Regions from separate parts of the Homo sapiens genome. Here region 1 is linked to region 2. The links are chromatin loops, found by intact Hi-C in ENCODE. Cell type or tissue: gastrocnemius medialis. All regions are shown on one strand. Each heading gives the region's core, and the rest is flanking DNA. Links, peaks and the distances in the headings are about the cores only. Region 1 overlaps CASZ1 (castor zinc finger 1). Region 2 overlaps CASZ1 (castor zinc finger 1).

What was found. Peaks named below come from ENCODE experiments on the same cell type or tissue, not always from the same donor. Only the 100,000 strongest peaks of a DNase experiment are listed, where the experiment ranks them.
Region 1: a loop joins it to region 2, with 3 times the contacts of the local background. A loop is called at or near these places in 3 of 110 quality-filtered maps.

What each region holds. Positions count from the first base shown.
Region 1 is chr1:10,757,263-10,772,398 of GRCh38, reverse strand. It overlaps CASZ1 (castor zinc finger 1), which reads left to right. Exons shown (of 21, transcript NM_001079843.3): 2 at 11,542-11,698. Among named protein-coding and RNA genes, the nearest start is that of CASZ1, 32 kb to the left of the region's middle. RefSeq lists enhancers at 9,943-10,443, 10,444-10,944. In gastrocnemius medialis, for the core only: no CTCF peak of the experiment used is centred there; no DNase peak of the experiment used is centred there; H3K4me3 peaks cover 557 bases; H3K27ac peaks cover 5,901 bases.
Region 2 is chr1:10,691,849-10,706,984 of GRCh38, reverse strand. It overlaps CASZ1 (castor zinc finger 1), which reads left to right. Exons shown (of 21, transcript NM_001079843.3): 3 at 1,441-1,493; 4 at 13,073-13,111. The coding sequence starts at 13,096. Among named protein-coding and RNA genes, the nearest start is that of CASZ1, 97 kb to the left of the region's middle. RefSeq lists enhancers at 487-1,408, 1,409-2,331, 2,332-3,253, 5,062-5,562 and silencers at 12,007-12,066, 12,077-12,276, 12,387-12,556, 12,857-12,946. In gastrocnemius medialis, for the core only: no CTCF peak of the experiment used is centred there; no DNase peak of the experiment used is centred there; H3K27ac peaks cover 1,020 bases.

The DNA.
Region 1 (15,136 bases), core at 2,757-10,756, 66 kb before region 2:
CCTCTCCTGAAGCTGGGAAGTTTCTATGGGGGAAGGAGCAGAACTCTAGACCAATGGGGGCATGTGGCCAATGGTGGCGGCCTGGGTCTAGCCCTCTGGGGGTGCCTGGGACTGATGGATGTGTTCTTTCTCCCAGCTGCAATGTGGCCTGGGCAGACCCTTCTAATTTCGGCTTCTCTCTCCCTAGCTCCAGACTGCCTCTTCTTTCTCCCACCCATGCCCCTTCTCCTCCTTCCTCCAGGCAACCAGAGGTGTCTTAGGTTTCACAACAGCCCAAGCCTTCCTTTCTCTCCAGGTCTCCTCACCTTGTTCCTGCAGGCTCCCCCCAGGTGTCACGTGGCTCCACCCTCTCACTGTTGCCTTGGCAGTCAGTGCCGCTCCCGGTTTGTCTCTGTCTTTTGCTGAGATCAGGGCACAGACAGGAGTGGGGAGTTCCCTGGGGGCCGGCCGAGAGGGGCTTGGCAGCAGCTAACTGGGCTGGGACGGGACAAGGGGCTGCAGCAGCCAACTTCATGCCGGGTCCTCAGTCAGCATCCTCACCATCAAGGCTGGAAGCGGGTTCCAGGGGGAGTCCTGGGTGCCAGCATCCCCAATTTTATTTCAGGGGTGTTCTTTTTCTCATATGTGTTTGGCAAAGATCAAGAAGTGGAATAGAAAATAAGGGGACAGAGAAAATCTGGAGGGTGACAGTTGGGCTGGTGAGGAGGAGGAGGAAGAGGAGGAGGAGGAGGAGGAGGAGGAAAGAGGTGAAATTAATTCATTAGAAAAACTTGTTTACTGGCTTTGCTTAGGTGCCTCCATTTTAAAAGTCTACGTTTACAATAAGTCGCTAATTAAAATACAAAATTAAGCAACAGCTATGTTTTTTTTTCCCTTACACTTTAATTGCATGATTTTTTGTGATGTAATTTCTGGAAACACCCAGCGTACCTCACAGGGCTGATTGTTTGATAGACTAGAAGTACCCGAAACCAACCCCAAAAAATAAATATATAAATCCAAGGGAAACTGAAGGTAGATTGGAAATGACACAGAACTGCAGACAGCGGGGAACCAAAAATCCATAATAATAATAATAATAAAAACTTCTAAGTAAGGACATTTATCCTGCCGCCACCCCCGCCCCCACCTCCCCAACCTGCCTGAAACCAGAACAATCTGTGCCTCTCAAGGGAAAAACAAGCTGCCATAGAAGCCAGACCAAGTGGGGCGGTTGCTCCCTGTCCCGCACCCCCAGCTTGGCGCTATGGAGAAAAAGCAGGCGCAACTGGGAACTTTCCCTGCCTCCATTTCTAGCTGGGCTCAGTACTTGCTGGGGCTTCTGCCTTCATCTCTGACCTTTCAAGGGAATTGTCTTTGTCCCCCTTGTTCTGAACCTAGATGCAATCCCAGGAGGAGATGCTTGGGGGCAATGACCGCCCCTCCTGGGAAAAGCACGTCTCTCCTTGCACGTGCCATGGCAGACAGCGGGACTGGGGCTTGGGTTGCTGGCCCTGTGTTCCTCGTTATCCTGAAAGCACTGGCTCTTCTGGAAGGGAGTGGGAAAGGGTGATCCGAGGTAAAAGAGGCATGGGTTGACTTTGCAGATGGCCCCCTGGCCTACTGCCTTCTTTAAGATGTAGACCTAGGTGATGATTGCAAAACTGCAGAGAAACCTGTCAGGAACTGATGGGGTGGGGCTGGGAGGAAGCTGGGTCCCACTGGTGGCCTAGCTGCTGGAAAATTGCAGGCCCAGCATCTTCTGTGGGCTCGGGGCTCCTAGGTGCAGGGCATCTGGGCAGTGGGAGCATGCAGGACAGAGGGGGCCTGTGACCGCACTGCTGGCTCCTTTCACCACCCCGCAGCTAGGGGCCCAGTTGGCTGGGACCCCAGCAACCCCTCCGTACACTCTGCTCCTGGGAAAAAAGGAATTACCTCCTTTTAGGGCCTTTTTAAAAATCTATTTTTTCTCCTTGATTACAAGTTATGCTCATGTGCATTGAAAAATACAAAAAAGTATAAAGAAAATAATTTAGGCCAGGTTCGACAGCTCACACCTGTACTCCCAGCACTTTGGGAGGCTGAAGCAGACAGACCACTTGAGCTCAGGAGTTCAAGAAACTCCTGGGTGACATGGCAAAACCCTGTCTCAACAAAAGATACAGAAATTAGGCAGGCGTGATGGTACACATCTGTAGTCCCAGCTACTTGAGAGGCTGAGGTGGGAGTATGGCTTGAGCCCAGGAGGTGGAGGCTGCAGTGAGCCGAGATCGTGCCATTGCACTCCAGCCTGAGTGACAGAGCCAGGCCCTGTCTCAAAAAAAGAAAGAAAAGAAAAAAGAGAAGAGAGAGAAAAGAAAAGAATTTAAAAATGTGTTTTGTGAGTTAGGGAGACAGAGATACCTGGTTATAATCCCTGGTTTTCCACCCAGCAGTATCACCTTGAATAAGTTACTCAGTTTCCAAACCTCAGTTTCCCCATCTGTCAAGTAGAAATACTGATAGCGTAGATCTTGCAGGCTGGTCCTTGATTTAGTGTAATGATCCATATATAAAATACTTAGCACTGAGCCTGGCACATAGCACCCTTAAATATTACTTCTGGCCAGGTGTGGCGGCTCACTCCTGTAATCCCAGCACTTTGGGAGGCCAAGGTGGGCAGATCACTTGAGGTCAGGAGTTTGAGACCAGCCTGGCCAACATGGCGAAACCCTGTCTCTACTAAAAATACAAAAATTAGCCGGGTGTGGTGGTGCGCACCTGTAATCCCAGCTATTCGGGAGGCAGAGGCAGGAGAATCGCTTGAACCCGGGGAACAGAGGTTGCAGTGAGCCGAGATCACCCCACTGCACTCCAGCTAGGCAACAGAGTGAGACTCCATCTCAAAAAAAAATTAACTATTTCTGTTTCTGTTATTATCATTAATAATGACTATTCCCACTATCTTGGGATAATAGACATTTAACTTTTTTACACTGATGAGTTATCTATCTAAACCTGTGCTATCCAAGCCTCTAGCTTCTTTAAACTTTCATTCATTAAAGTAAAAGAAAATTGGAAATTCAGTTCCTCAGTCACATTGTCCACGTCTAGTGCTCAGTAGCCGCATGTGGCCAGTGGCTGCTGTGTGGGACAGCATCCTCCAGCACACAGCCACTGGAGTGTTCTCGCCGAACCTTCCCCCACTTTTCTAAGTGTCTCTTAAGGGCTGCATAGTGGTCCATAGCGTGGCTGAATCACATTCTCTTACTGGCTTGAGTTTTCTTTTCTTTTCTTTTTTGAGACGGAGGCTTGCTCTGTTGCCCAGGCTGGAGTGCAGTGGCACAATCTCTGCTCACTGCAACCTCCGCCTCCCAGGTTCAAGTGATTCTCCTGCCTCAGTCTCCTGAGTAGCTGGGATTACAGACGCCGCCACCACACCCGGCTAATTTTTGTATTTTTAGTAGAGACGGGGTTTCACCATGTTGGACAGGCTCGTCTCGAACTCCTGGCCTCAAGTGATCTGCCCGCCTCTGCCTCTCAAAGTGCTGGGATTACAAGCATGAGCTACCATGCCTAGCTTGGCTTGAGTTGTCATTCCTGGGAGGTTGGTGCATCCTCTGGGCTCTGATTGGTCACCAGCGGTTTCTGCCTCCTGGCACCTGCCCTGTGGTGCTCTCTGATTGGTGCCAGGCAGTGATGGATTCTGGGAGGAGCAAGCCCGGCCGGCTGATTGGCTCTCAGTGGTGATGCCAGGGCTCTGCTTCCCCTCCCCCACAGTGGGCTCTGGCTGGGCAGGAGGGGCCACTCCCCCCAGCACTCTGGTGCCCGTCCCCCAGGATGCCTCCTCCTCACCCTTCACCCCAGAAGGCTGGAGTCCAGGGAGAGGAGGGCCTTGGTTGAGGGAGTAAAAATGAACAATAGGCCAGGTGCAGTGGCTCATGTCTCTAATTCCAGCACTTTGGGAGGCTGAGCCCGGCAGCTAACTTGAGGTCAGGAGTTTGAGACCAGCCTGGCCAACATGGTGAAACCCCATCTCTACTAAAAATACAAAAATTAGCCAGGCATGGTGGTGCGTGCCTGTAATCCCAGCTACTTGGGAGGCTGAGGCAGGAGAATCATTTGAAACCAGCAGGCGGAGGCTGCCGTGAGCCGAGATTGCACCACTGCACTCCAGCCTGGGTGACAGAGTGAGACTCTGTCTCAAAAACAAACAAACAAACAAACAAACAAACGAACAATAATGACCCACCCTGCCCTGAGCAGAGGGTCCAAGATAAAACCCGGAGGCCCCTGGGGGAGCCTCCTGAGATCAGGGCGGCCTGCCTCATGGGAAGCACCATGGTAGAGGCTGGCCTGGCTCCCTGAATCCTGTGCAGGCCTCCCGCTCCTTGTGAGGGTCTTCCAGCTCCCGGAAGGCCCCTGACTCAGTCAAGACACTTGTGAGATTCCAGGGTGGAGTCTGGGGTCCCAGGTCTGGGGTCTGCTCCAGGAAGACCTTGCAATGGTGGGTGACCCTCCTGTGACTAGGGTTGGAGTGGGCGTTGGGGGACTGGGGTGATGCCAGGGTCGTGGCCCTCCTCATGGGCCGAGGGCTGTGGACAGGGCCAGCGAGGGAAGTGATCCCCGGGGCAGTGGGCAAGACAGACAGGGAGCTGCAACCGGACCTGCTGATGTGGCCCTTTCTGCTTGCAGTGGGTCATAAAATATGGCTCAGATTTTCATTACGGGCTCTATCGATTATCTTCTGCGATGGATGAATTATAGAGAACATTAAATTTTTTTTAAAAAGCAAGTGAGAGAGGAAATATCTGAATGACTTTGGGTGGTCGATGGCAGAAAGGGCTGAGCCACCAAGCCTGGTCTCCGAGCAGGTGTGGACCAAACCTCTCGGGGCAGGCAGCTGCTGACTCCTCCGGCTCTCTGCTTCCCGGCCTCCCTGGGCCTGGCTTTGCAATAGGGGAAGCCTGTGCTCCCATCGCCCCCGCCCTGTCCCCTCCAGGGATCTGCCTAGGATCTGGGAAGGCGGAAAATCAGGTTGTTTACAGGGCTGTGACCTGGAAATAGGACCCGTCCCAGGCTTTGGGCCTCCATTGCTGGGAGATGGGGCCCCAGCTCTGCTGCCTGCCCTCCAGGGACTTCCTGATTCTGGAGATGCCTGCCTGGGTAGAGGGAAGGGTCAGAGGACATCGCTGATCTCCTGGGCCAGGACTGGGGCAGGAACTCATGAGGAATGTGGACGACCGGGCCCCATCTTTTCCCCACTCCTCGTTCCTCCCATCAGGAACTCATGAGGAATGCGGACGACCGGGCCCCATCTTTTCCCCACTCCTCGTTCCTTCCATCAGCAGTCAACGGGCGCAGAGGATTTCTGTTTTCCTTCTGAAGTTTGGGAAGAGCGAGTCTAGGTCCCACCACTCTGCCTCTAAGGCCAGTCCAGAAAGAGAAGCTCCTGAAAGCCCTTCCCTCCCTCGCTTTCTCCCCACCCACCTTACTAAGCAGTGCTGTGAGGAGGTGTCAGGCAGTTGGGGTTAAATCATGTACCAGTGTGTGACCTTGGCTGGGCCCCATCTCTCTGTGGGTCCCAGTTCTTCAACCCTCCACTCGCCAGTTGAGAGAACCATCTACTTCATTGCAGGTTATAGATATTAATTTGCGATGGTTATATGCATTAATATATTAAAATCCTGAGCCCACAATGCTTAATAAACATGAACTAGTATCGTTTTCCTCTTCTACTGTGGCAGGGTCTAGAAACCTTTCTTTCTCTTTGTTTAGGCTTTGTGATTGATTTATCAAATGCTTGACAGCACCTGCTTTGTGGGGCTGTGAAGTACCTGCTCGTTACCCGGGTGTTACCACAGGCTTCACCTTCCCCCACCTTTCAGCCCGGCCAGAAGCACCTGAGGCTTTGGTTGTGACATCTGAGCCCTGTCTGGTGGCTCTAGGGGACCTACTTGGTCGAGGGTACTTTCCTCAGCATGTTACACGTAAGAAGCCATTTAATCCTCATGACGGTTCGCAGAGGAACTATCTTTATCCCCATTTTACTGATGGAGAAACTGAGGCACAGAAAGGTTAAAGTCGTTAGCCTAGAGCCACACAGCTTGTGGGTGGCAGAGCCTGGATTCCTACCTGGGCAGTCTGGTTCCAGAGTTTGTGTGCTTAACCACAGTGGCATGTTGCCCAGTGATCTGGCGGAGTGGCATATATGTGTGTGTGTGTGTGTGTGTGTGCACGTGCTGAACGTGTGTTTTGTGACTGACTCCACTTTCTGACCCTCCGCACGGTATTTGGTTCCTGCAGATAGATCATCAGTGGCCCCTGCATTTTCTGGGGCCCTGTTCTGGGTGGAGCATGTCTCCCCAACCCCCACACATCCCCTCACCCAAGCTTCACCTAGGCTGCTGTGAAAAGGTGGTGGTTTCCATGGATATCCGTCTCCCTCTGGCGACACGCCCTTTTTTGTATAACTCTGTTCCCTGGAATTGATTGTTTTTGGCACACAGCTCTGTAAACTCATCCAACAATTAAAGTGGGGGAGGGGTGGAACAGAAAGGAGACAGATAGTAACTGTGGGGTGAGTGATACGGAGGAAGGGCCTCTGGGGTGCGGGTCCCCTCCCTGTCCCCTGCCGGCAGCAGGACAGTGGACAGTACCTTAAGTGTGGAAAGGCCGCATAAGCAGCTGGCTGGGAGTTCTGAGAATTCAGAGCCCTCTGCACTTGAGCTGCGTTCTTGCCCCATCTCTCTCTCCCTCAGAAATCTAAAGGGTCCCAGGTTCAGGTCCAATGAGGCCGTTGCCAGAGGTCACCTGAAGCCGTGAGATGCCAGCCTGGACCGATCTGCATGTTGGCCGCCCTTGTTTTGGCTCATTGTGTATGTGTCTGCCCTGTTTGTGTACCGTCGAATACCTGCTGCGTTGGGCGTACCCGTCGTGGGCCGTGTGAGATCACAGATGAAAAATGCAGCGAAAAACACTTTCGTGCCACAACACATCATGGAGGATTTTTGTATTAAGATGTGGATTTTTTTATTGTTTTTTTTTTTTCCTTTTCCATACAGCCCTGGAGTTGGGCAATGTGCACGTCTGTGTTTTTGTTTTCACTCGGGTGGTTTATGAAATCTGCTCATTAGCGCTCTGTCCTCTCCCCACCCCGGGCTTATCTTCCACCACGTACCCTCTCGGATAGAAATCTTTCCCTACCACTTCCCAGTGTCTTCCCTCCTGCAGGGAGATGATAGGCGCCTCCCCGTACCCACATTCCCCCAGGTGAAAATCAAGGGGTTCTCTGGCCCTGCTTCCCAATCCCGCGTCTCCGTGGCTGATGTTCATTGTGGGGGGAGGTTCCGATGTAGGGGAGGCAGCAGAAATCCCTGCCCCACGCCCCCAAAGATAAAGCCCTTTTGCTTTCCCCTTATCTGGAGAGAAGAAATGGAAGTTGTCCTGTCCCAACAGGACCTCCTGACTTAGCATGGAGGTGGCTTCCTTGTCCCCATCCTGTCAGATGACAGGTTGCAATGGGCATGACCACAGTCCAGACCCCATTTGGAAGATGTGTTCAGGGGTTCATCCTGCTCGCCGGGTATTACCATGGGCCTCGCTTTCCCCCCTTTTCAGCCCGGCCAGAAGCACCTGAGCCTTTCATTGTGACGTGTGAGCACTGCCTGGTGGCTCTGGGGGACTTGGTCCAGAACTGTTTTGAGGCCAGGAGAACTGAGATTCTGGAGGGACAACAGCATCAGTTGTGGGTGGCTGCAGAGATCACAGGGAGGGGAGCAGGATGACCTTTTAAGTGAGTTGGGCCTTGGAGCCTGTCAGCCCAGGCCTGGCTTTGGCACCTGTACATGGTATGATCCTTGGCAAGTCACTTCGTGTCTCCATGCCCGCCCTCCCTAATCTATCCATGGGGACCATAACCATTTCTGCCTTTGTGTTGTAAAGATTTGGCTAGATCATGTGCGTAGGGCACTTGGCACGGTGCTTGGCAGATAGAAGGCATCTGACTGGTTCATACCAAGAGTTCTCACTTTGGCCTATTGGCAGGGGGCAGAGGCCACTTATCAGTGTGCCCTTATGCCCAGCCTGCCGCCTGGCACATAGTAGGCACATGGTCCAATTCTTATTGGAATTGGTTGGAGGGGATCAAGTAACTAAGGGGCTCCCTTAAACCTGAGAGCTGTTAATTCACAGGGCTAATGGAGGAGAAGGAGAGACCAAGGCACAGATTGAGGCTTGGGAAGAGCTAAACAGAATGGGCACAAAAAAGAGCCAACAGGGCTGGGTGCGGTGGTTCACACCTGTAATCCCAGCACTTTGGAAGGCCAAGGCAGGCCGATCACCTGAGGTCAGGAGTTCGAGACCAGTCTGGCTAATCTGGTAAAACATCGTCTCTACTAAAAATACAAAAATTAGCCAGGCGTGGTGGCACTTGCCTATAGTCCCAGCTACTCGGGAGGCTGAGGCAGGAGAATCGCTTGAACTCGGGAGGCAGAGATTACAGTGAACCGAGATTGCGCCACTGCACTCCAGCCTGGGTGACAGAGCAAGACTCCATCTCAAAAAAGAAAACAGAAAACAGCGAATGGAGCGTTCTGTTGGAGAAGAGGGGCCAAGCTGCACGGAGCTCATCTGACTCTGACCTGAAGTCAGGGACTAGTTCAGTTCCACCGACACCTTCGCTGCCCACGGTGGCCCAGCTGTTGTGCTAGATGCTGGAGACGCGCAGATCATTAGGACCCGCTCTCTGCCCTTGAGGAGTTAAAAGTCCAATGGTGGAGACAGACTTGTGAACAAATTACTTTAGTCCAGTATGGATGTAAATGCTGTGGTGGAGGATATAGGAGGAGCAGAGTCAGGGGTGTGTGGGGCCACCCGGGGTAGATTTCAGAAGGCTACCTTGAAGAGGCTTGGAAGAAGAGGGTGGTGGTGATTCTGGGCATTTCTAGAGTGCTTGTTAACACCCTTTCACGCCTCTTGTCCATCCTCCGCGCAGCCTGCAAGGTAGGAGGGAAGTCTTAGGCATCGTCTCCGTCTGGCTGGTGAGGGGACGGAACCTAGGGAGATTAGCAGGCTTGTCTAAGGGCCCATGGAGGTTTCGGGGACAGAAGTGGGACTCGGACCCACGTCTCCTGGTTCTCAGCCCGTTGTGATTTCTGTAAGCACGCTCACTCAGCTTCTCACTTCTTCACCATGGAGCCGCTGGTCACAGAGACCCGGCCTCTGCGCTCTGCACTTTCTGACCGGGATCCATGGCCCCCGGGGCCTGGGCTGTGGGAAAGCCTCAGTTTATGGAAGGCCCCGCGGCCTGTGCCCTGGTTTGGTAAGTGGGTCAGGCCACTTGGTTGGGGACAATCCTGGAGCAAGGCCACGCCCTGGCAGGCTTGGAGGATGGCAGGAATGGGGAAGACCGTGGGGGAAAAGGAGGAGGAGGCCTGGCCACACCCTTTATTCAGTTGTTCTTGCTGCCAAAGCTGAAAAGCATCCTCTGCCCTGGGCAGGCCCCACTTTCCGCTGGAAGAAGCCCAACGAGCGTCCCACCAGGGCCTGGAGCCCCCTTTCCTTCCATAGCTGGAACCTCCTCTGAGCCAAGGACATGAAACACCGAGAGTGTTCACCGTTGGCCTGTGGTCAGCCCCTGGTCTTGCCAGCGCCTTGCCTGGAGTTGGGGAGGTAGATGTGTTTCCCTTAACCTTTTTTCTGGGGAATGTACATGTCTGTTTTACAAAGCTGGAAGAGGGGCATGTCAGCCTCCTGTGTAAGATGCTGGCTTTTAGGTGGGTTCGTTCTGATGGGATATTGGAGTGGAGACCCCCAGCAGATGGAGATTCTTGGAGTAGGAGTGTAGGTGGTCCAAGGCATGCCTTCTTCTAGCCCAGGGGAGTTTTGTGGGTGGACGGGCTGCCCAGGGCTTTGGGGGATTCTGGACTAACAGGCAGGGGAGTTTCAGAGCCCAGAGGAGTGAGTCTCCCAGTGGCCCTGAAGTTTCCATTAAAGTGTTTTTTCCTCTTTTTTAAAGAAAAAAATATTCCCAAACTGGAAAACAAAGGAAATCCACTTCCCCCAAATCACACGAAACTCACATTAGGGGCCTGGCAGGAATCCATGGAAACCAGGAAACCCGCTGTTAACCCTGTGTGGCGCCGAGGGGTGGGATGGGAGCTGGGCTGATCCAAGCCTTGGACAGTGGATGCTGTCCACCCCTGATGGCCTCCCCCAGGGAGCTGGTCTCGGTGGCATTGCCCCAGCCGAGGTAGGGCAGAGCTGATGCTGAAGCTCTCACCTTCAAAGAGCCAACTCCCCCTCGCACTCAGGTCCAACCTTGGGAGGCAGGAGGGGAGGGGTTCGTGCACTCCTGCAAGGCCTCCGGGGACTCTGAGGGCCGGGCCAAGTTGGAGAACCTGCAGGGCAGCTGCCCACACCATGCCACACTAAGGAGGCAGGGCCCAGCCCGCTCACACGCTTCAGGAACGCAGAGCTGCTGTGGCTGCTGCAATCTTCCCGCAAAGGGGGAAGGAAAGGGCCGGGATTTCAGTGGCAATCTTCCTGATGCCAGCTCCGCAGGCAGGGTGGGCAGGAGAGCGGACCGAGCACCCCCTCTGGGTTCTCAGCACCCCATTCTCACATCCACGAGGCCGGGCTTCCAGGGCTGGGAGGTCGTACGCCGAGATCGGGTTGTGTGTTTGTGTTTGCACGCGCATGAGCTCCTTTTTTCTAAAAATGCTGAAAATATTTACAGGTTTGAAGTTGAAACGCAAACAGGAAAAGCCCTTTAAAAAGTGAGTGTAGTGGATATTCAAAACAGGAATCACCATGGAAACACCACAATATTTGTTTAAATTGACACAAAGGTTGCCGGTAGCAGGGCACCAACTTTCTTTGGCTACTTTTTTTTTTGTCCCAACACCTATCGCAACTGAATCTCAGCAGCCCCCTTTCAGGGCAAGGGCCCACACCCTCTTTTCTTTTTATGAAATTGAGTCCCACAGTACCAGAATGGAAGTGGGGAAGGAAAGCCAGAAGAAATTAAATTCACTATCCTGGGTCGCTGCAGAGACACCTGTTGATTCCTTTTATAGAGGCTCCCAGAAGGCCACCCAGGGGTCAGGGGAGCAGCTGGGAGCTGGCGCAGGGAAAGTCTGGAGGGAGCAGGCGTTGGGGAGCCCAGGGTTGGTTTGGTTGCATGGGTTTGATCTGTTTCCAGTATTGGCTTGATCCATTTTCAGGCCTGACCTTTCACCCTGGGTGCCCAGCCTTGGGTGTGATCCTTCTGTGTTACCTGGGGAGGCACCTGATTGGCCTAGTATTGTTTCTACCTGTTTGCTTCTTTTATTAGGTACAACAACTGCGTAGCCATTGGCTAATAATTGTGCGAAGGGTGCGTTGGTTGCAGAGTCAGGCATGGTATGCGCCGTGGCAATGCCATCTGCTGATTGGCTGGCAGGAACGAGAATCTCTTACCTGGCTGGCTGGTTATCACACAAGGTGTGGGAACCTTAGCCTCCCTTGTCCTCCAGTGTGGGGTGGGTTTGTGGGTGTCGGTTGTAGCCTCATCTTTTCTGTTTTCCTGTCTCATTTTGGCAGGCAAACAGACCTTGCTGACTGAAGGCAAAGACTCCTCCATCCCACCTGCCCTCCCAGCTGCCACGGCCATCGACCCCTCCTTTACAAGGGGCTCCTGCAACTCCCCAGCAGCACGTGTTGGAATGGACTTCGGACCCTGGCCTCTTGGGATGCAAAGGTAGATGCTTCCGGTTCCCAAGATGCCACTAGGAAGTGTGGGGTGGCCAGTTTGGGGGTTGCTCTTTAGGGTACGGACGATGTAGGGCCTAGACTCACCTTTCCCAGTGGGTTCTGATCCTGAGGGTGGTAGCTTAAGCACCATCAGTGAAAATGAAAAAAGTGTTGGATGGAGAAGAAAGCTCTGGCCTGGGAGCAGGGCACCTGCATTTGGGCCTTGGCCTTGTCACCGACTCACTACTTACTCTCTGGATCTCGGTTTCCCCACCCGTGAAATGAAGAGGTTAGCATAACTGGCCTTTTAAGGATCTTCCCAGTGTTTCTATGGTATGACATTGAACAATGCAGCCCAGGCTTTGTGGCCAAGGACCATTCTCCATCAGATGCCACTCCCAGATCTAAGCATTAGGTTGGAACTTCGTCTTAGAAGGGCTGGACAGTAGTTCCAGCCTTTCTCCATCTCCAGAGGCTGCTCTGCTGTAAGCTCATATGTGGTAGGAGCTGGCCTGGGGATGATTTATCAGGCTCTCTTCAGTGGTCCTCCGGCCCAAATAGGACCCTTCATAGAGGAGAAGCTGTAGGTGCCTTTTGACCCAGGCTTGGAAATAGCCCTTTGCGTAAGGCAGGTCACTCATGCCAGGGAGGGGTAGTCTGTGGAGCTGGTACTGTCAGATATTTACCTGCAGGTATCAAACGTGGCAGTTCTTGGGGTGAGGGGTTGACACACATTGGGTGACTCATTGCATGCTGGTCATTATTCAGTACTTTCTTGAGATCCCAAGGAAACCAGTCCAGAGGGATTGGGTGTTTGCGAAGTTCACGGGCAAGGTCTAGGGGTGGAAGCAGAGGCTGAGGGCCTAGAGGATGTCTGGGGAGGGCAGGGCCGGGGGCTGCTCTTCCTATGTGTGCCAGCCTGGAGCCGGTGTCCCTGGCTCACCTGCCTGCGCTCTTCCTCCCCATGGTCACTCTGGGCAGGTGTGTCCTGCCCCTCCCTCTGGGGCTGGGCTCAGCAGCCCTGGACTTCGAACTTGCAGGGAGGAAGCGCTTGCAGAGACGGGAGCCTTGGTGCGCACTGGGGTTTGGTAGGTCCCTGAAGCTGCAGACCTGCCTGAATCCAGGCCATGCCTCCTCAGGGAACTAGCTCTGGATACAGCCCAGAGATTTGCAAATCAGATGCAAATGTGGCCTTTGGTCGCTGTGGTGGGGCAACTGTGTGGCTGCGACTCTTCTTCCTGGTGTGCAGAAGGTGATCATGCTCCTGAAGTTGGTCTGTCGTACTTAGGATGTGCTGCCGTTGTCCCCTGGATAGCACCGGGGCTGTTTAGACTGTCACCTGGAAAAGGCCGTGGGGGGAGTTTCGTGGCGCTGAAGTCTTCTGGGCTTGGCGTTAGCACCTGCACCTCTGCCACCTTCCCGGGCTATTCTTAACAGACTCTGCTTCCTCTGATGATCATGAATCCTGGGATGCAGGCTCAAATATATGCAAGCCTCAGGGTGGTCTTGCCCAGCCCTGCCCTGTGCCCTGCCCATGAAGAGGCTGTGAGTGCCTGCAGAGCCCCCTCCCCTCTGAGAGGGTAATGTTTGCCTGCTCTGTTCTCAGTGACGGGTTTTTTGTTTTCTTCTTTGCCTGGGCAAAACACGCCTATTCGTTTTTCCCTTTCTGAAGTTTCCATTCGCTGTTGACTCCCAGGGGTCATGCAAGCGGGGATTTGTACCTGGTGTGGGGTATGGGATCCACAGGTCCGATGGGACACCTGTATCCTAGCATCGGCTGTCTTGGACTTGATAATGAAGCTTGGGAACTCCACGGGCTCCGAGTGAGAATATCATGGCCAAGTCCCTCCTCACTTAGCCCTTTCCAGTGACCAGGCTGGACTGCAGGCGGGGGTCCTCTGTGGCAGGGGTGACCCATGGTCTCAGAGCTGTCCTGCCTCACCAATGTGGACCAGGGGGCAAGCCTGTGCGTAGGTCTGGTCTGCAGGCCTGACCCTGTCTGGCTCAGATTCCCCCCACCTCTGGCTCCTCTGCAGAAGAGCTGGTTGAATTTATCCAGCAGTACAGAGGGTCTGGGGCCAGGTGCGGTGGCTCAAGCCTGTAATCCCAGCACTTTGGGAGGCTGAGGCAGACAGATCACTTGAGGTCAGGAGTTTAAGACCAGCCTGGCCAACATGGCAAAACCCCATCTCTACTAAAAATACAAAAATTAGCCGTGTATAGTGGTGCATGCCTGTAATCCCAGCTACTTGGGAGGCTAAGGCAGGAGAATCACTTGAACCCGGGAGGCGGAGGTTGCAGTGAGCCAAGATCGCGCCACTGCACTCCAGTCTGGGCGACAGAGCAAGACTCTGTCTCAAAAAAAAAAAAAAAAAAAAAGAGAGAGAGAGAAGAGGGTCTGGCGTCTGTCAGTCACTCACCAGCAAACAGAGTGGACAAGACCGCCCCTGTTCTCATGGAGTCTGGTAGGCGAGGCAGCGTGAAACAAACCCACAAAAACAAAAAAGGAAGACGCCAGCAGAGAATGGAAGTAGGAGGTGGTGGTGGGAAGTGACTGCTTGGCACTCCTGGCAGGCTGCTCAGAGGAGGTTTCTCAAGGACGTGGTGACATTTAGCTGAGATTGAAGGACAGGAAGTGGACAGATCAGTGAAGAGCAGGCTGGAGAATATTCTAGAAAGAAAGAACAGCTAGCCTAATGGCCCTAAGGTAGGATGCCCTCAGTGCATCCAGTGACTGGAAAGAAAGGCAGAGTGGCCAGGACGTGGATGGGGACGTGGATGAGGTGGGTGTCAGGAGGTGCAGGGCTTTGTGTGCCTGGGGAGAAGTTGGGATTTTATGCTTAGGTGATAGGAAGCCGCTGGAGGGTTTTGAGCCAGAGGTAAAGTGATGTGATGGTTTTCTGTTTTTTGTTTTTTGTTTGAGATGGAGTCTCACTCTGTCACCCAGGCTGGAGTGCAGCAGTGCAATCTTGGCTCACTGCAACCTCCGCCTCCCGGGTTCAGGTGATTCTCCTGCCTCAGCCTCTCGAGTGGCTGGGATTATAGGCAAGCGCCACCATGCCTGGCTAATTTTAGTGTTTTTAGTAGAGACGGGGTTTCACCATGTTGGCCAGGCTGGTCTCAAACTCCTAACCTCAAGTGATCCACCCACCTCAGCCCCCCAAGGTGCTGGGATTACAGGCATGAGCCACTGCACCCAGCCAATGTTTGTTTTAAAAAGGTAGTTGGGGCTGCCAAGGGAAGAAATTGGGAGGCCAGAGGGGCAGCTGCTGCAGCCGATGGTGTGAGAGGATGGTGGCTGGGTGAGGAGGAGGTGGACAGGCGGGGAAGGGGTCAGAGCCTGTATGTGTATAGAGGAAGAGTTAGCAGGACTCAATGATGGATTCAACGGGGCAAGGAAAAGAGAGGGCCCCAGGATGACTCAAGCATTCTGTGCCCGCGGATT
Region 2 (15,136 bases), core at 3,418-11,417:
CCTGCCGGCCTCCTCCTCCATCCTCTCCTCTCCTGGCCAGCTCCTTCTCTTTTCCTTATTCCCCCTTTACACAGCCCCCCATCCTCTCTACCGCCCCCTGTCTCAGGGGTCCGCCCAGCTCTCTGCAGACCCCCCCGCCTCTCATCATCTGGATGAGATGGGCATCAGAGGCCCGTGGGGCAGCACTTCCTAACCACCAACCCACCGGGCTCTCAGCCCTCCCAGAGCCCTGTATCTGGCAGGGCAGGCTCCGCCCCAGTGGGCACCCTCTGCCCGGGCAGCCCAACACAAGCGGCGAAAGCTGGTGGAGAGCCGAGCCCTCCTTAAGAGGACGTGTCAAGTACAATTAGCATTATCTGTCTAAATATGTCCTGGGAACCGGAGAGCGGGCGGTGGGACTGGGTGGCATTCCGGGAGCCCTCAACAAGGTCACCTCATCTCCCACAATCCCCCCAATCTGATTTGGGGATTACATAGCCTAAGGAAATTGGTGTTATTCCTCTTGCATCATTGATAAGCCACAAATGAGGGAGGGGGAGAAGAAAACGTAACAGACAGCCCTCCCCAAGCCTGGATAGGGTTCTGAGGCCTGCAGGGGCAGGGCCTGGCTTGAGCAAGGGTTGGGGGGCCTGGCCAGCAGGCTGGCGGGGGGACTCCCTGTGTTTTCTCTCCACGTACACACAGGCTGCCCCTTTGAACCTGGCTCCCCAAACTCATTATCTGGGCAGGAGGGCCCCAGCCTGGCACGCTGGGCCAGGCCGCGTGTTGGTTAAAGCCTCCACGTTGTCTGACCATCGTCCCTCTCCCTGCACGGTCTCTGGACATGGGCTGTGATGACTCATGGGTAGGACCCCGGGGTGGAAGGTGCTGTCGGCAGCCTGATCCTGGGGCATGGAGGCTTCCTGATGCCTTGGCCCCTGGCCCGCCCTTGCCCCTCTGTCACCAACTTGCTAGAGCGAACAGTTTGGCATTTGTCATTTTTATGTTCAGGGGCCCCGGGGAAGAGAGTAAAGGAGCAGTTGCTGCTGTATTCTGTCATTGTCCCCAGGCATCCCTGCTAGGCCGCTGCAGCTCCACGGGAGCGTGCAGGCCACTTCACCAGCACCCCCACTCCCGGCCTCCTCCACGGAGCAGTGTGCACGGCACGGCTGACTCTTCTCCGCCTGGCTAGGGAGGTCCTGAGGACCACATTGCCCCTGCAGTCAGTTCCTACCACTTTCTGACGTTTTTGCAAACTGTGGCTGGCATATGCCTGAATGAGCCAAATCAGAGCCCACCCGGCATGCCTGAGTTTCTGGCCCTCTTGGCTGGCCCTGGAGCATCAGCCCCTCAGCCCATGTGGGGCAGGGAGCGCCTGGGTACTCAGGAGGGATGGAGGGCGTGCACTGGGGAGTCATGGGCTTGGAAAAGCTAACAGGGCTCCTCTCTCTGCCTCTCCAGGATGAAGTGACACCCCCAGCTACATCCGAGGAGGTTCTAGGACCTGCTACGAGGTAAGGCCTGAGCCCCTCCCTGAGCCTCGCGTCCTCTCCCCGACTGGTGACCACTCACCTAATGCACGTGTCACCCTGGGCTGGCTTCAGTCCTGCTGAGCACCCAGGGGGAGATGAGAAGGTGGAGATGGGGAACTGCAGCCACCCCACCCATTCCGCCCTGATGGGAAAAGATGCCCTCCCGCCAGTAGGATCCCCTCGGTTTGGCTTTTAGGCTGGAAATGGTCTGGGGACATATGGATTGCAGACTTTGGGGAAGGAACGTGCTCAGGGCAGTGTGGGGCAGTGGGGCACCTGTGGTGGCTGGGCTCAGGTTACCCAGCCTGCGGTGCCCGCTCTCACAGTGCTATTGCCTCCGTGGCGGTGGCCGGCTGTGCCTGGACGTGCTGCCCAAGCTCTGCCTCAAGAACCGCATGGACTCGAAGGCCCCAGAACCCCAGTCCTGCCTTCGCTCCTCGGAGGCTGTGCCACCCCTAGTGGCTTCCTCCATCCTCCCTAAGAGGCTGGCAGGGAGAAGGCCACGGCCGAGGCCAGGACAGGCTGCCATGTCCTGCCTTTCCTCAGGCACGGGGCTCCCCTGAAGTCCAAGCATACGGGGCTGCCCCAGCCTGGCCCAGCCTTCACGGGCTGTGTCAGTCCCCGGGGTGGTGGCGCGAGAAACCGCGGGGCCACCGGGCCTCGGGCCCCAGGCAGTGCTGTGTCAGAGGTGACCGGTGGAACGCCAGTGTTATGTAAATAGCGGGGCCTGCCCGGCGGGCGAGCTGGCTGGCTGCAGCCATCCATCATCCCCGCTTGGCGGGGCGGGGGACAGACACGGCACCGTGCGCCTGGCTCCAAACCTGTTTGTTTTCCCTTTGTCTCTCGCGTTTCGGGCCCCGGCTGCGACCGACCGGCTCTGGGTTTTGTCCTACCGGCCCCCTTCCCCCCAGGAGGACGGAGAAGGGAGGAGATTCCCCGGCTCCCACCGCGGCATCCCTTTCGGACTTCAAAGGCTCCCCCAGCATTGTCTGCGCTGGCGGGCAGTGGCCCTGAAAACGTGATCAGAGGCGGCCCGGTGTAGGGCAGGCCCGGCCCGCGCCCTGCACTCTCGCTGGGGCCGGTGGATTCCTCCCTTTGCCGCCAGCACCACCCTGGTTACAGCTCCATCCCGGGTCCTCTCGGCCTTTCTCTCCCTGGTGCCCCTTCTTGCTCCCTTCTGGCCACTCCCGTCCTCCTCTTAACCATGGCCTCACCCCTGTCTCATGGAGTTGAGAATTCTAGAATCTTCAGAGCTGCGAGCCTCCATGCCTTCACATGGTCCATGAGGATCTGAGTGCCGTGGAAGGCTCCTCAGGATGCCCCAAGCTGGGACCAGTTCCTGGATATTGGCTTCCCACGCCGTGCCTTGTTCTCTGTCCCTTCCTTTGCTCTACCCTCTGATCACGAGAACCTTGCTTCCTCTAGAAACCTCCGCCCATGAGGTCCTGACAGGGTAGATAACTCCGTCCCCAGGCAGCAGGGTGAAGCCAGCCATTCCGTGTCCTGAAATTCAGCCCCAAGTGCTTCCATTCTCTGGAGCAGGGCTTGGCAGAGCCCTTTGACCCACAGTCTGCTTTTATAAATAAAGTTTTATTGGAACACAGCCATGCCTATTTATTCAGGTATTAGCTATGGCTGCTTTCACTCTATACTTGCAGAGAGAGTTGAATGGCTACAACGGAGACTGTTTGGCTCACAAAGCCTAAAAGGTTAATGATTTTCTCTCTGGCCCTTTAGGGAAAAAGTTTTCCGGCCCCCGCTCGAGAGGTTTTAGCTCCTGCACTTTAGGGGGCCTCGGAGTCTGACCCTATGGAGAAGGGTGGGCTCCTGATTCCAGGGAGCACCTTGAAAAAAAAAGCCCCACAGGTCGTGGACTGGCAGCCCTGGGTCTTCTATTTCTGTGTCAGGGCCCTGGGAAGCAGCATAACCTCTGAGCGCCAGTTTCTCTATTTGTAAACTGCTGTCTGCTTCCCAGGCTTGTGGCAAGGAGGAGCTGGGGTGCCTGGGAGAAGCTGTGAAGGTTGAGTTATCGGGAGCTGCTGAGGGGCAAGCAGGCTGAGGGGGTAGTCCAGGTCTGAGACTGGGCCTATAGGTGGTGGGTGGGAACCAGGCTGCAGTCTGGCTGAGAAGGCCCTGGAGGTTACACAGTGGGTGCTGGCTCTGTCTAGGACCAGGGACCAAGGCCGCCCTGGCCCGGTTCTACTGCTGTGGGCCAAGGTGGGAATCAGGCTCCAAGCCCGAGAGGAAAGGCTGGAAGGGAGTGGGCAAGGAGACGGGAGCTGCGGCCGCGGCCAGAGGTCTGCTGCAGAGTCTGCTGGGCCTCCTCTCGTGCTAGGTCTGCTGCCGTCTCTCTTGCTGTCCTCTTTTTGAGGGCTCCTGGCCTTTTGTCCATCTCTCTTTCCCCTCCAGGCCTCCTCTCTGCATCCCTCTATTTCCTCTTCCTCCTTGCCTTCCCACCACCCATAGCACCCCCACAACTCCATGGCGCTCTCTCTCTCTCTCTCTCTCTCTGCCTCTCCCTCTCTCTCCTTTTCATCTACTCGGAAGGCTTTACTTTACTTCCTTGTCACCCTAATTGATTGCATTAACCTTTCAGCGTATTGGATTTCCCCGGCATCGTGCAGAGAGCCCTGTGCAATATGCTTATAATCTAACCCATAATGGACAGTTTGCAGTCAACAAGCCCCTTCTCCCATCGGCCCCATTGACATCTCTCTTGCCCAGGCCACCGTGGCCACTTCCCCCGCTGGCAGGGGTGGGGCAGTGGAATGGGGCTGGGAGGAGGCAGACACAAACCTGGACCCACCGATGGGGTTCTTGGCCTCCCTCTCCTCCCAGCACTGCCTCCAGCCCCGCGTCTCCCTCTCCAAGCTCCCTGGCCCGGGTCATTGCCAGGCCTCTGGTCTTCGTGATTCCTCTTGGCTTGGCCTTCTGCCCTTGGGACTCTCTAACAAGTGACTGATGGGGCTGGCTTGGATTTTGTGGGTGAGTTCCCTGTTCCACCCAGATGCTTCTCAGAGCAAATCTTTCCTCCTTCACTAGCCCAGGAGGCTTTGGGGAACGATGATGGTGGCCACTTCAGGAGGCAGGTGGTGGATGAGAGGAGGGGTCTGAGATCTCTGACCTTCACTGGCCTCTGAGCCAGTGGGAGGCCTCTGTGGACCTTCTGGAAGCTGGGCGCGCTCCTTGAAAGGGTGCAGGTGCATAGGGAAGACAGAAAGCAGGGGATCTGCTGAAGCCAAGGCAAGAGGGTGATGAAGACCCCGCCAGGGCTGGCCTGCGGGGAGCAAGGCAGCAGCAGCTCCTCCCAGCAGGCAAGGAAGCGGACATGTGTCACCTAGGTTGGGACCTGTACCCACACTCATCTCAGGATTGTGTGATTCGAGTGCTTGGTAGGGGACGTCTCGGAGTCTCTATTTCCCATCTAATGTTTGGCAGTAGCTCTGAGTGGATCCACCTGCTGTCCGCAAAGGAAGACAGACGCCGCCCAGGCAGCGGGGCCGGAAGCCCAAGAGAAGCCTCAGTAGGCAGGATGGCTCAGCCCAACGGGGGATGGGCCGGGGGAGGTGGAGAAACTGAGGCCTGGCTTGTCAGGCTGGCAGGAATGGGCTCCCTCAGGTCGGCTCCTGGACGAGCACCTGTTAGTTCAGCAGGAGGCAGGAAAGCCAGCCCCCCGTCAGCTGCCTGGTCCTAGGGGCTCAGCCCCAGGCCTGAGCCCTGGCCCCAGTCCGTCCCGGCCAAGGCTGCCAGCCCTCAAACCAGCAGCCTGATCGGCCGAGTCTTCATTCACGACAAGATGGGATGTCAGGTTGAATACATTAGTGTCAGGCTGGAGGAGCAGGACAGAAGCTCCCCTTAGCCCTGGTGGTACTTCCTCTCTCCCGCACTGTTCTCCCTCCAGCCCTTTGCCCGTTATCTCCTTCTTCTGACCGCGCCCCCCCTCCTCCCATCACTCCATCACTCTGAAGGGCGAGCTTTGGCGAGAGGGGGCTGGACCTAAGTCCTTCCCATCCTCTCCCAAGGATTTTGGGGGTGGGCAGAGGGCACAGCAGGGAGAAGCCAGGCAGCGAATTAAAGTTTGTGATTGTCAGCATCAGGAGAAGCTAAATAACCCTGTAACTAGTATGAAGGTGAATTCACGGTCTGCTGCACATGGAGAATATGAGTGTCTGCGAGACAGGGAGAGTGCGCACGGGAACCCGGCTGCCACGGTGGGCAGCCTCCTCTCCAGGGACCCGGGCAGGAGGCAGGAGGAGGGCCACGTACCCGCTTCCCTGCCAGGGAGCAGCTGCCCAGGAGCCCCACCAGACACCTGGGGCAGCTCAGCTCCTTGACAACCTGCTGGCCCTGGCATCAGGGGCCCAAGTAGATATTTGTAAGCACCAATGGTATACACCCATGGACACCAGCCCAGGCCTTGGACTGATCCATATTAACAGCTAATCCTTATTGAGCACTGACTGTGTGCGGGCTGAGTGCTGTGTGACAACAACTCTATTCAGGAAGTGCTAATATGATCCCCCGTCTTTCCCCCACTTTTTAATAACCGCTTTATTGAGATATCATTCATATACCATAAAATTCACCTTTTTAAAATGTACAATTCAGTGGTTTTTAGGATATTCACAAGGTTGTACCATCATCACCACTATCTAATTTTAGAACATTTTCATTCCCCCAGGAAGAAACCCTGTACTCATTAGCAGTCCCTCTCTGTCCCCCACTATCAGCAGACCTAGGGTTCCACTAACGATGATTTCCTGAAGATGCTGGGAAGGTAGAGGGTCAGTGCCTGGGTTCAGGGAGCAGAGCCTGTAGAAGATGGAGCTGCGGTGTGAACCCAGGTACTGAGACTCCAGAGCTGGTGCTCCATGAGGGATTGCTTGATGTCCTGGCTAACCCCCACCCCACCCCTGACACACATGTGCCTATCATGTGTGTCTGACAGTTCAGGCTCAGGCGTGTACATACACCATCCAAACACCTAGACTCAGGCAGCAGCACACGTGTCTTCTCCCCAAGTACGCTGGCAGCTCCACATAGAAAACCTCACACCTCCCATAAGGACAGCGGGCCTCCCCTCCTGGGACCCCTCCCTTGGCTTCTCCCCAGCCCTGCTCCTAGAAGGGAGGCTTGGAGCAGGAACCAGCAGCAACAGGGTAACTGAAGTAGCCAGAGAAACCTAAGTGGTTTCAGAGCTTAAAATGAGAAATCCCATATCTTCTGCAGCTGATCATTGTAACTGAGACAAAATGCCAACCCAACATTCCAGAACAGGTCCCCGCCCGGGCTGGGGCCACAGGCTGGGCCAGGCCCACAGGGCAACCCAACTAGCCCAGGTCCCTGCTTCATACTCTGTGTGTGTGTGTGTGTGTGTGTGTGTGTGTGTGTGTCTCTATCTCTCTTTCTCTCTCTGTCTCTCTTTCTCTCTCTCTCTGTCTCTCTCTCTCTTTCTCTGTCTCTGTTTCTCTCTCTCTCTCTGCCTGTCTCTCTTTCTCTCTCTCTGTCTCTGCTTCTCTTCTGTTTCTTCTCACCTTTTTCTTCCCACCTACCTCTCTCTTCTCTCACACTCCACGTTTCCACCCCAAAACTTTTTTTTAAAGTTTTTGTGGCCACACTCTTGAACTCACAAAAACTGGGAAATTAATGTGAAACCGTCGCTGCTTCTGATAAGAGAAACCTACAAGGGTGAGACAAAGGGGAAGGGAGACACAAGAGAATCAGTCTGTTGGATTTTGGTTTGGGGTTTTTTCCTCCTTCTCTCTCCCTCCAAAGTGGAGGATCCGGCCGGGCCAGTTTGGATATTTATTAAGAAAAAGCCAAAGATAATTAACTTTTTTGTTTTTGTTTTGTTTGCGGGTGCCTCCCCTGCTGGCACTCCTGGCTGCCTGGCAAATTAAACCTGCTCCCGGCTCCCTGGGTGCTGGGCTGCCAGCAAGACTTCTGCCGACTGTCCTGGATCTGCCAGGGCTGCCAGCTGCCCACCCAACAACCTACCTTGGCTTTCAGACCTTGGGTCACTTTATGCCCCCACCGATGCCACATCCCCAGGCTCTACTGACTCTGAGAGCACCTTTTAGAGCAGGGTAAGTGGGATGTGGGGGTTGGGGGAAGAGGAGGGGCTACTGTTTGGGGTTGTGGCCAGCACTTCCCTAAAAGGAAATGGGGGGAAAGTGTGATCCTCTCCCAGGGCACAAGGGCGTTCCTCCTGGCCAGTTCAGGGCCGTTGACTTCCCAGGAGAGGGGAAGGAGAACGGAGGATGAGCTGGAAGTGCAGGGAGAGGCCAGATTTGGGCCATGTCGATCCCCAGCTCTTCTCCCCGAAGGCTGGTACCCTGCCAGGCCTCATGGGCCCCTGAGAACGCCCTGGAGCAAGCAGCCTCTGGGCCATGGAGCCATGTGTGATACCTGTCCACCCCCAACCCCAGGCTCCATCTTGCTCCCACCCCCAACCCAGGCCAGGCCATGGGTGGGGGAGCGGTGGGGGAGCTGAGTGGCTGGAGAGCCAGTGCTTGGGTAAGAGCTGGCTGCCTCCGGTCCGGTCCGCTGTGCTGGAGCCACACAGAGCCCTGAGGCCAAGCTGTGACCTAAGCCTGAGCCCAATTCATGGGCCAAGAAGGTGACACTGGGAGTTAGAGGCTTCCTGGTATGAGACAGAGCTGAGGACTTCTCAGGAGCCAGGAGAGCCCACGAGAGGAAGGCCAGTTTGGAGGAGCTCGCTGGGGTTGGAGGTGCGGCTTGCCCCTCTGTTAAGCCAGTCCCCCTCAGCCCTCCCCTGCCAGGGACCCTCCTTGGCCCCTTGGCTTCATCCCCAGCTGGACAAGTAGGCAGTGATGGTGGGCCTCTTCCAGGTGGGGAGCCTGCTTCGGAGCCGGCCACAGAGAAGAGGGCATTTTTCAAGGATTTTGCTGGCCTTTCTTTTTCTCTGAAATATAAGGATGTGCAATTTTTTTGGTTTCAATTTAGCATTGGAGAATTTTATAATTTAGTAATTAAAATCTCTGATAGGCTTTAGAAATTGCGGCTAATTGAATTTAATGGGAAGATGATTTTCAATTTTATTTGATTACCGGGACCCCTGGCATCGGTATTTATGGGAAAAAAATGGGAAATGTGCTGTGTGGGCTAAGATGGCATAATTGAATTAGGGATAATCGGATTTCTCCGTCATGAATTTCACTATAATTTTCCTATAATTTTCCATTAGATATCTAGTTTACAAATATTCACAAAGAAATGAAGCTCTTTCGGAATGGAGATTGCTGGCTAACAGGATTACGGGGCCGAGCGTGCGGCTGTGCCAGCCCCTCTCCTGCCATAATGCAATCCCTGCGTCTGCCTTACACTCGGCGCGGCCCTCGCTCCGCCACCCACTCTGTGGCTCCTTTCTCCCCTTTGTTTCCTTCTCATCCTGTTGACCCCCTGCCCCAACACCCACCTGTCTGTGGCCCACGACCTCCCGTGCCCGTGGCCATGCCGTGGTGCCTTGGCTCTGCCCTCCCTCGGCCCCCATGCTTCCCGTCCACTTCGCTGGCTCACAGCTTTCCCGACACCCTCCCTCCATCGGCCCCGGAGCGGGCTCACACGCAAACACACGGACTCCCTCGCAGGTGCGAACATGCTTGTTCGCAGGCACACGCAGTCCTTTGGCCAAGGCTTCTGTGCCCTGGCCCAGTCGCCTCAGATGGAACCAGTTTATTGGGATCCTGGGGTGGGGTGCAATAACAAAAGGAGCTTTGTTCAAGTTTATGTGAAAGTTACAAATTCAAAATGAGAGCAGATAAAGCATGAGATACCTGGTGTGTAAACAGGCTGGTGAGTGAGAAGGCCCCAGGCTCGGGAGGGAGAGAGTGTAGGTGGGCAACTTGGGGGTGCGGGGGGGGTAACAGGAACCAGCGATAGCAGTGTGACAGGAAGGGCAGATGGCTTTCCTTGGTGCTGATGTGGGGAGCCTGGGTTGGGGGGAACCGCTGGGTTGCCTTCCACTTCTTTTTCTCTTGTGAGTGGGTTGTCTCAGGAGGAGCTAGAGGCTCTGGGCCCAGGGACTCAAGATCAGAAGAGATTATGGCATTGGACTTCCATCCCTTGAGTCCCGGGCATGAAGGTCCTCACTGTGGCCTGGCTTTGGGGTCTCAGGTGTCCTCAAGGCAAAGATGGGCCATAGCCTCAAAAGATGCCTCTCCTCTTGGTATGAGCAGATACACTCAGAGAGAAAGAGAGAGAAGGGGGGGGCGCATAATCTGGGGGCCCCTCCATGACACAGCCTCTGACTCATACCCCACAACCTCGAAGCCTCCGCCGCCTTCTCTGACCTTCATAAATCCTTGCGCTCCGAGTTGGCCTGTTTCTTGCTTCTCTGACCGCTGCTCCTCCACTGAAGGCCTTTTCCTCTTGGGCAGGGCCCACTCAGCCTGTGGCTACCTGGCCAGGGACTTGACAGAGTGGAGGCTTTCCAGGCATCCCCACACCTCCCTCCATTGCTGGCTGCCATCCCCCAAGCTCTCTCGAGTCCTGTCCCTTCCGCCATTCCTCTGTAGCCTTTGTCTGCCTGAGACCCCCCGAGTTACTGGGTGGCCAATCCAGGTGGTCCTGCCTGGGCAGCTGGAGGGAAGATGCTTTCCTTTTCCCCTCCACACCTTCCTCATGGGTCAGGCTCTGACCACTATCAGCTGAAGCCCAGGAAGACATTCAGAGCCAGCCAGTGGCTGTGTGGGTCACGTATGCAAGCAGCTCCCCATCTTTGCAGACATCTTCAAATGCACCCAGAAATCACCTCTTCTATCCCTTGCCTCCAGGCTTCCTCCTACACACAGTTGCCCAGATAGGAGAGCAGAGGCTCAGAATTGGGGTGGGGATTGATCACCTGCTGTCACCAGCCAGAGCTGCAAGCCTTTTGTTACGATGCCTTGCTTTGGGGAGTCATTGGGAGCAGCACCCAGAGGCATGTGTATACCCCACAGCGGTCCTGGACACAGATGCCCTCTCTGAGATCCCATGTCGGGAGCAGAGGCACACAGTCCTCTGTGCTGGGTGCCCGGTACGGGCAGTCATACTCCCAGGCTTAGACTTGGGGTAGTTCTGTTCCCTTATTCAGGGTTTTGGGGCCAGGGGCAGCTCAGTAAGGTTTCTAGGCCTCTCCAGCTGCTGTTCCTATGTAGGGATGGGTTGGGGAATCACAGAGCCAATGAGGCTGTGTGACGGCCAGGAGTGGGGACTGCCAGGAAGGCAGTGGGAAGGGCAGTGGAGTAGGGGAGGGATGCCCAACTCCCTGAGAGGCCATTTAGAACTATAGAGCAAGCAGGAAAAAAGGAGAAAAATGAGGGGAAAGTAGGAGAAAGAGTAGATTGTTAACTCCCTGATGTCTTTGCCCCAAGGCCTCCCTGGCCCCTCCCTTTGCAAAATAGAAATATTGCAAAAATAGGCCAGCGCCATGTTGCTGGATGCTGTCCAAAGACCAGGGAAGCCTGGGCCCTGCTCCCCTCCCCTCATCTGAAGGCAGTGTGGCCCCTCCTGAAAGAGGAGCGCTGGGAGAGGCGAGGAGGGCAGCAGGGTAGGTGAAGAAGGGACGGAGAACCAGGTCCTTCCTTAGCAAGGCTGCCCAAGGCCCTGCTCACCCCACCGTCTCTTTCCTTGAGGCCCTCTGGGCCGGATGCGTCACTTAAGTCACCAACATATAAGGACTCTCAAAATATATGGCTGCAGCAGGGACATCTGGGGATGTCCCATGGTGCACGGTTCATGGAGGGGAGAACCCTCAAACTGCCTTCTCTGGCAGAAAAGAAAGAGGAGCACGGGCAGCACAAAGCGCCTGGCTGGCCATGGGCTGGCAGGAAATGAGGTTCCACGTTGAAGGGGACAGGCCTGGAGACGGCGTGGGGCGGGGGGGGGGGGGGTGGCGGGGAGGGGAGGAGGAGCCGGGATGGGCCTCAGACTCCCTGGTTGAGGGTGCCTGTGCTCTACTGAGCGCCCTTCCTAGGGCAGCGGCCAGAGGGGCAAGGCAGGGAGGAAGCGCAAGTGATGGCCGGGATCATGGGTCGGGGGCTGTGGGGAAAGTGGGGCGCCGATCTCCATTCGTCTGGCTGCGGGGCGGATGGCCCAACTTTGAGGGAGGAGTGGGCAGAAAGACCGGAAGACCGGGGAGGCTCTGGGAGGACACTTGGACCCGTTTTAAGGGCAAAACCAAAGCAACGCCGAGGAAACCCCACTGCGTGTCCCAGGCCGGCGCTCCTGGGGCCCAGGGCCGGGGACGCGCGGGGTGCGGGGGCGCGCGGGCCTGACTGCGCCCTGCCCCGCCTCGCCCCGCGCTCCTGTTCCTCCAGCTCCAGAAGCCGCCAGTGCTGTGAGGGGAACACGAAATCCCTGTGCTACCCCAGGAGCCCCGAGCCCGCAGGCAGCGGGCAGGGGAGCAGGGAAGCGCGCGGCCTGGCGGGCGCGGCCCCGCGGCGCCTCACACCTGCGCCCGCCCTCGCGGAAAAGTTAGCGCGGCCGCGCGGGTCGTGGGGCAGGCGCGCGCGGCGGCCGTCGGTCGCGCTCGCGGGGCCCGAGCGGCCGCTGGCAGCATGCGAGCGCGCGCGCGGCCGCCGGCGGCCGGCAAGAGTGGGCGCGTGCCCGCGGGCGCCTTACTCGGGCCGCGTTCCCCGCCCCGCGCCGGGTCCCCTCCCGCCAGCCCTGAGCGCAAGTCCCCGCCTCCTCCTCCCGGAGCCAGAGGTTTGGGGAATCGCAGAGCCAATGGAGCCGGCCGCCCTGCCAGTGCGGCGCGGGCGCGCGCGGCGGGGGCGCGCGGCGGGGGCGCGAGCGAGCGCGAGCCCATTCACTCCGGCACCGGGCGGCGGGCGGCGGGCGGGCGCACCGGGCGGCGGCGGCGGCGGCGGCGGCGGCGGCGGCGGCGGGGCCGCGCTCTGCTCTTTCACCTGCCGGGGCCGGCGCGGGCCGGGCCGAGGAGGCGGCGCCGCGGCCGCCCTGCCAATCACCGCGGCGCCTGGCAGCGCCCCCGGCCGCGCCCGCCCGCCCGCTCCCTCCTGCCAAACTGTTACCCTGAGTGTTACCGGCAGGAGCAATGACATCAGGGCTTTAAAACAACTTGTTATTCGGGGAGTAATCAGTTGCAATTAGGCATTAATTAAGTATTATGAAAGTTGATTATTTAAGTGAATTCGGCTTTCGACTCTCCGACTATGGTGAGTACCGGGCGCGGGCGGGGGAGGCCCGGGGGCCGCGGTCTCGGGCGGCGACCCGGGCGCGGGGCGCGGTCGGCGGGACGGGGGCGCCCCTGGGCCTCGCGGATCCCCCGGCCAGGGCCCCCAAGCCGGGGCCGCGCCGGCCGAGAGTTGCTGCCTTAGTTGGAGAAACTCAGGCGGCGCGGACCCGCGGGCGCGTGCGGGGCCGAGCGTGAGAAGCGGGCGGCGCGGAGGAGAAAGTTTCTCCGCCGCGGCCTCGGCGCCCGCCCGGGACGGGCCGCTCCTGCGGGGCGGGGGACAAGCAGGGCGGGCGGCCGGGGTCCCGCGAGACGCTAACCCCGTGTTTCTTCTCTCCCGGTCTTCCCCTGGTGGCGTTCTGCGAAGAGTTTGGGACCAAGGAGAAGAGAATGGATCTTGGAACAGGTACCGGCCGGTGGGAACGCAGGGGCGGCTCTTTCACTTTTCTTTCGCTTCTTTTACGGAAGTTCTTATTTTTAGCCCAATGAGGTGGCGGCGGGGCCGGGTGGGGGCCGGGAGGGTCGGGCGGCTGCCTCCCGGCGTCCCGGCCTCGGGATCGGCGACTTCTGAGGCTGTTGTTGTTGTTATTTGCCACTTGCTTAGAGGCTGTGACTAATGTGATGCTTGTCATTATGAAAGAACCGAGAGGAGCAGGAGCTGGGGGGCACCCAGAGAGAGGATTTAGGGGGTTTTTGTGGGGTTTTTGTTCTCCGTGTTTTTTGTATGGCTTCGTGTTTTTTTTCTGTGTGTGTGCCTTTTTTTTTTTTTTTTTTTTTTTTTTGTTCTCTGCAAAGATCTTTGTGTGTCTGGCTCTGGGGTGTGTGTTTTTATTTTTTTAGTGGGGGGTGGTTTAGTTTTTGAAAGCAGCGTCCTGTTGGGAAAGGTGGTTAGTCTGGTTTCGGGGCGACTGTCTCAAGGTAAAGGAATTTAATTTATTTGGGACAAGGCTGTGTCGGATGATCAAGCTGCTTATTATGGCTAATGAGTATTTTTCACCTGAGAATCTGTGGGATGAGGTGGCTGTTATCAGTTCAAAGTGAGGGGCCCCGGACTGTCTCCCACCTGCCTCTTTAGCCCCCACCCTAGGGGTGGTGATGGACCAGACAGACTACTCAACGTAGGCATCTGGGTTTGGGGGCCTCCTGTGGGACAAGGCCGGGGGCTCCAGGAGGCCTGGTGCTCACCTGGGGCAGTTTATCCTGATATTTTGGTGTTTTCTTGGGTTTAATCTAATTCTTTCCAGTGTTTTTGCCTTCAGCTCTTGCGGGCTTCCCATGGGCCCTGGCTATTGAAACCAAATTTTGACCAGGACCCTCACGTGCTAGGTTGACAAAAGCAGCTGTCTTCTTAAATGTTTTAAAAGAAACAAGCAGCCCGATCATTCATTGAGACTGATCTCTGAACTCTCCTGGTTCATTGATGGGATAGGTGATACTGGTGGCTGTTAGCGTTGTTGTTTATAATAGGCCCAAGTTCACAGCATCGGCCCTTGGGACCCATGAGCTGATATCTGACCTTCTAAAGGTCAGTGGGCAGAGAGACCGGAGGCAGCCCTGAGGGGATGAGGATGGGTGGCACGGTGGCCGGTGAAGAAGGGCCTGTGTTTGTTGGGGGGAGGTGTCATTTGCAGAGTTTGAGGACTGTGTGACACCAGGTGTGATCTTGGCTGGTCTGACGTGGAGGGCCTGGGGACCTCTGCGCCCGGGAAGGGTGTGACACCCCCTGCTGGGCAAAGTGGTAAAGGTGTCTAAGGCCAAGGCTGCCACCCTGCCCCTCCCTGCCCTCCACTCCCACAGAGAACCTGCCTGCCCCCACCTCCAGTCGGTGTCTCATCACCTCCCTCTCAGGCCCCACCCCCTTTCTTCGGAAATGGGGCCCCCACCCATCCCAGCCAAGAAGCAGACCTCAGAGATGGGCCTGGTGGCAATGCACCACCCCTTACCTGGGGCAGGAGAGCCTCTGCTTGTGGGCCAGCACACAGGACCCAGGCATTGCAGAGCTGGAAGGCAGGCCCTCTGGTCGGCCTCCTCCTAACCTGGGTGCCAGCTGGAGCCAGCGTCCATCCTCCTGCCATCCACCAACCAGTCCCTCCAAGTCTGTCGTGGGGACAGTACTCCAAAGCCCTTCTCTAGGGTGTCCTGACTGGAGCGAGGGCCTCCCAGCCCTGGTAGGAGGCAGGTGGCAGAGCCTCTTGTGGCTTCTCTCCTGGGCCTTAGGGAGACTGACTTCTCCCAGCACTCCAGGGACAGGCTCTGGAAACTTTTCCTAGAAGCTAGAAGGGACCCTGAGGTCAGCTGCTTCCTCCTGTAGCTGGAGTAGAGCACTCCCAGTGGGACTCAGGCCTGGACTCTGGCCACTCAGAGGGGAGGCCCAGGGTGGCAGAGTTCTGACTGTTTCCTGGAGGAGTCATCTGGTGATACCATCTCAGTC